Regions from separate parts of the Homo sapiens genome. Here region 1 is linked to region 2. Evidence: read pairs that join two places in POLR2A ChIA-PET (ENCODE). Cell type or tissue: MCF 10A. All regions are shown on one strand. Each heading gives the region's core, and the rest is flanking DNA. Links, peaks and the distances in the headings are about the cores only.

Evidence for each region. ChIA-PET counts read pairs that join two places held together with the same protein. Peaks named below come from ENCODE experiments on the same cell type or tissue, not always from the same donor. Only the 100,000 strongest peaks of a DNase experiment are listed, where the experiment ranks them.
Region 1: POLR2A ChIA-PET joins it to region 2 with 14 read pairs; 2 of 35 experiments call an interaction of 5 or more read pairs at or near these places.

What each region holds. Positions count from the first base shown.
Region 1 is chr4:151,539,835-151,542,641 of GRCh38, reverse strand. The region is part of intron 3 of FHIP1A (FHF complex subunit HOOK interacting protein 1A); the gene reads right to left. Among named protein-coding and RNA genes, the nearest start is that of FHIP1A, 130 kb to the right of the region's middle. In MCF 10A, for the core only: no CTCF peak of the experiment used is centred there; DNase peaks (open chromatin) are centred at 1,081 and 1,721.
Region 2 is chr4:151,416,960-151,419,766 of GRCh38, reverse strand. The region is part of intron 1 of FHIP1A (FHF complex subunit HOOK interacting protein 1A); the gene reads right to left. Among named protein-coding and RNA genes, the nearest start is that of FHIP1A, 9.2 kb to the right of the region's middle. In MCF 10A, for the core only: no CTCF peak of the experiment used is centred there; DNase peaks (open chromatin) are centred at 1,226 and 2,406.

The DNA.
Region 1 (2,807 bases), core at 194-2,693, 120 kb before region 2:
GCAACTGGGAGCTCATAAAGAATTCTGAGCATAGTTATTGTAGGACAAAAGAGGGATGTAAGGAAATGAGTCTGGCAGATAAACATGGGATAAGTTGGCATGAGGCAAACGAGGCTGTTGAGAGAGAGAGAGAATACTGCAGGTAAAGCAGGTAGTACAGTGATGAGGGACTAAGCCAGGTGATAGCAAAGAGAATATAGAGTGGGACAAATCAAAACAACTTTGAAGGGAAAATTAAGAGAGCTTACAAATACTTAATACTGGGAATAAAAAAAAGCAGGGGATGTGGAGGGGACAAGTCACATTCCACCAAGGGCTGGACAAAAAAAGTTTCCATGTATTTTGATTTCCTTAAATGTTGTTTTGTGCAATTACTTATTTTTAAAGCATTGTTTAAAAACCTAACCAAGAGCAGCACAAAACAGAGCACCACACACACAACACTGTGTTGTAGAAAAAACTGGGTTCTCGTCACACAACCAGGAAAAGTTAGCCACACACACACTTTGAAGGGTGAAGGGGAACAGAATTTACTGGGCAAAAAAGAAAAAAAAGAAAACCTCTCAACAAAGTGAGAGAGGTTCCTCTTAACAGGAAAGGAGAGGCCAGGCTCCTCCCCACTGCAAATGGTGTGAACTTCCCAAGGCTCCAACCCATCCTCCCAGTGCACAGGCCAGTCAGAGATTCTCCAGGGACCCCTTTTTACTTGGCTGTCTCAATTGTACTCTGCATAAGCAATGCTTGATGACCGAAAAGGCGTACTGTAGTAAGTGACAAAAGTGTAATTAGCAAGGAATCATGGAGCATGAACATCTATTGTGTAAAGGAGCAACTATTTACAAAATCAAGATAAAAGAACCCACTAATGGCTACTACCGACAGAGCCCAGGTCTGATAACATCTCCCAGCATAAAGGCACACTGATTTACCCCTTGTTTTAAAGAAGCAGCCAGAGCTTGCCAACAAAAATATGTGATTGATCTAATTAGCTCACTGAACTGAGGAAAACAGTGTGCCAAAATCATGTGTACTCACAGATTACTCCTTCCAGGACAAAGCAGTGTTGCATAAAAGCCTATCCTTCAACTTAAACGTCACACTCATTAAAAGGGACGAAACCCAGCAGTACTTGGCATGCAGGAGCTTAATGAATATTATTGGATGTTGATGACACAGACATGAGTCTCAAAAGAATGAGCTCTCGTGATGGAAAAGAGAAAGAAACATAAAGGACTGTAAAAATGTATATGCAGTGGCTAAACTCCAATTACCAGCTCAGGCCAGGCAATTTTACTCCATTATGCCTGCATTAACATTCCCACTCTCAACTTAATGCTTTATTAACCTAACTGATAATGTCCCTCTTCACTCAGGGTTATTAGCAAATACAAGTCTGTTGAGACTGGCAAACCAGTTCATTCATTCAACAAATATTCCTGGGTACTTACCATCACAGGTAATAAACAATGATCTCTAGTCTTTTTGTTACTAATGCAAGAGAGGGTCTAAAAACTAGTGTAGCATATCTTAAAAAAAGTCCTTAATGGGAAGAGATGAACACCCTAGAGAAAAGTAACAACACTAGCTTCATCAAGTAGTCTGCTGATGACTCACTGGTTAGCTTTAGGAGGTACGTACATACTCAAAAAGCACGAGGATATTATTCTACTGTGTCTCACTCATGGACTGGAGCCAAAGTCAAGATAAGGAAAATTTTTATGTAGTTGTTTATCCAAGTTGTCTTGTCTGTTCTACCTTCAACATCACTGCCTCGGGGGAACATTGGACCAGGAAGCCATAGAAGCTCATGCTCCTGGAGCCCTGAGAAGTCTGGGAATAACCTAAGCAGCAAAGCAGCTGCCTGACTCAGGAGAGCAAAACACACCCAGAAAATACAATGGGAGCAGAACAAAGATTTGGCCATATAAGCTGACTGTTAATATTTTTTATTTTCTAAACTTATTTTTACCACTAGGATTTTATATAAGAAACTCTTTATCAGTTCATGTCTGAAGTAAGGATAGTTTATTATACCCAATTTTACTGCTGTAGAGTATTCTGAACACCTTTGAGCTTAAAAATGAATCACTTTATATTGAATAAGCACCACTTAATGAGAAATTTTTCACAGGAAGATAAAATGTCGATTTTACCATTTTATGAAATGTATACTTACTTATATTTAAGTATTTGAAAAGCTAAAACTAGGTAGAACTAAGGTATAAAGTGAAAGGATCAAACTTAAAAAAATATATGAGGTATTTCTGGATAGTCCGCTTTTGAAAGCACTGTTTTCTGTAAAAAGAGATCCTCTTCCCAAGTTGGCTGCAGGCTAGTCTTGGTCAACTACTCTATTTTATTAGCAATATAGCTCTGTGGGATGGAACTACAGAAACTCTATTGCAACTGGGATGATGGTTTGTAGATTAAGAGAAAATACCATTTAAGGTACATAATCATTTTAAAAAATGACACATATGTTCCTATCTTAAATATTTAATCATGAAACTTAAAAAAGCAAATTTATTTGCCAGCATTTTCACATAGGCCAAGGCTATTTCTTTAAGTACAGGTCTGCTGATTGAAGGTCAAAGTTGTCTTTCTTGCATAAACCTAACTTCCCATTTAGGTTACTTGAAGTTGAGAAGAACCTCAGTATGAATCAATTCAGTGCAGAATCCTTCCATATTTTAAACATCTTTGCCAATCATTTAGAGTTCTCTCTTCCACATCCAATTTGACACCAATATCTTATGGCAAGTTGCCTTTAGTCTTTCCAATTAATTCAACTTCATCAAAATAAACAA
Region 2 (2,807 bases), core at 110-2,609:
CTGGGGACTGTGGTGGGGTCGGGGGAGGGGGGAGGGATAGCATTGGGAGATATACCTAATGCTAGATGACACATTAGTGGGTGCAGCGCACCAGCATGGCACATGTATACATATGTAACTAGCCTGCACAATGTGCACATGTACCCTAAAACTTAGAGTATAATAAAAAAAAAAAAAAAAAAAAAAAAAAAAAAAAAAGAATGAGGAACAGACCAGCATGGCAGTCAAAGCAAAGGATTTGCACAGAGCACCAGATCATAAATGCCCTGAGAATCAGCCAATGGTTCTCCAGAGAAACAGAACCAGTAGGAGATGTATGTGTGTGTTTATAAAGAGACTTATTATAAGGAAGTGGCTTACGCAATTATAGAGGCCAAGAAGTCTCAAGATCTGCAGTCAGCAAGCTGGAGACCCAAGAGAGACAATAACATAAGTTATAGTTTGAGTCTGAATCTGAAGGCAGGAGAAGACCAATGTCCCAGGTTGAAAACAGTCAAACAGAGAGAGAGAGAGGAGAGTGAATTCTCCCTTACTCAGTCTTTTTGTACTACTGAAGCCTTCAATAGACTGAATAAGACCCATCCACACTGGGGAGGGCAGTCTGCTTTACTGAGTTTACCAATTCTAATGTTAATCTCATCCAGAAATCCTCTCACAGACATACCCAGAATGTTTAACTAAATACCTGGACACCCTGTGGCCCAGGCAAGTTGATACATAAAATTAATTAACCATCACGCCTTGAGTTGAGTCATTACCCAGTAGGCAACAGAGACCATGATAGGTGACATGAGCACAGCTATAGTTTGGAAAATCAATTGACTATGGAATGAAAATAGATTAGAGCAAGAAAAACTGGAAAGAGAAACAAAATGAAAAATATTATAATTGGCCATATAATAATAAGAGGCAGATCATTAACAACAAACATTTATAGGATTCTATTCAATATAAGGTGCTCTGGTAGGCAATTAAGATGCAGAGTTACTCTCAACTCCTTATGGTTTACTTTGATGTCAGGATCTAAACATAGACCTATCCAGCAGGAACTGGTTAGAAACAAGCCTATGGTCCAAAGGTCAGCAATGAGGGTATGGATTTAGGAATTATCTGTATACCCAAGACAACCAAGTCAAGAGTTTGCTCCTGGCATGCCAATATTGACAGAAACTCAGAACAGCAGGTTGAGTTAGCCAGACTGAGTCAGGAAATCCTGTCAAAACTACTCATTTTGTGATTCACTGTGAAGGAATGACCACTTCTCTGTGAAACCAATCCTAAGACATAATCAAGAGGCAGAATTACTTTAAGGACAAAAAAAACACTCTCCAATTGTTGCAAGCTGGTTCTTACTATCTATAGCAACTCCAGGGTGTACTTTTCAAATAGGACATGCAAGGTCCTAAACACTGTGAAGAAGTATAAGGAGAAAATTCAGAGGTCAAACTTAATCAAGCTGATAAGAAATTAACATTAACCATTAAGTTTAATCAGTAGGTAAATATCAAGTCAGTTGGTGTTTCCTGAAACAGATCAAAGTCAATGAATTCATGTTGTCAGAGTTTCTCTTGTTTTTTTTTTTTTTTTTTTTTTTAGAGATAGGTTCCTACTCTGTCACCAAGGCTGGAATGCAGTGACATCATCCTGTGTCACTGCAGCCTCAAACTCCTGAGCTGAAGTGATCCTCCTGCCTCAGCCTCCCAAGTAGCTGGGACTCCTGGGGTGAGACACCATACCGCCTAATTTTTTGTTGTTATTGCTGTTAAGACGGGTCTCACTATGTCTCCCAGGCTGGTGTCAAACTTCTGGCCTCAAGCAATCTTCCTACCTCTGCCTGCCAAAATGCCCAGGATTACAGGCATGAGCCATTGGGCCTGGCAGATTTTTTACAAGCAGTTAAACTACAACATCTTGCTTAAAATAAGCCAAAAGTACAAATGTTTTGTAGTATACACAAATTAGAGAGATTTAAAAATTCAACTTATCAAATAGTGACTTAGTGTTAGAGAATAAGCAATAATCAAGACTAATACATGGTCAGGTGTGGTGGTTCACACCTGTAATCCTACTGAGGCAGAAGAACAGGGTCTGGAGGCAGGGAACCTAAGGCTGATTCATGCTGACTTCCTAGAACTAAATCAAAAGGAAAACCCCAACTTTCCACACCCAAGTAACAAAAGGACCAGAGGCTATTCCCTTTGCAACCCCCATCTCCTTGTTCCGCATGACAGATAAAAATCTGAAAGTACCTCGGATTGGTCCCCTCCCAAAACCAATCAGGCTGGTCACAAGCCAAGTCTTCCTTTGCATAGAAATATAATTTTGTAACTTCACTTCAGCCTCTGATTGGTCACTTTCCACAACCAATCAGATGTTTGCATAGGGTGTAACTCTGTAACTTCACTTTAGCCTCTGCTTGGTGCTTGGTCGCTTTCTGCAACCAATCAGACAGATCTTGGGCCACTACTTCATTTACATAGGGTGTATATCAAGTAACCAATGGGAAGCCTCTAGAGGGCATTGAAACCCCAGAAAATTCTGAAACCAGGCCCATGAGCTGCTTGCTCGGGCCTGCTCCCACCCTGTGAAGTGTGCTTTCGCTTTCAATAAATCTCTGCCTTTGTTGCTTCATTCTTTCCTTGCTTTGTTTGTGCATTTAGTCCAATTCTTTGTTCAAAGCACCAAGAACCTGCACACCCTCCACTGGTAACACTAGCACTTTGGGAGGCCAAGACAGGGGAATCTCTTGGGCCGGGGAGTTTAAGACCAGCCTGAGCAACATGCCAAAACCTTGTCTCTACAAAAAA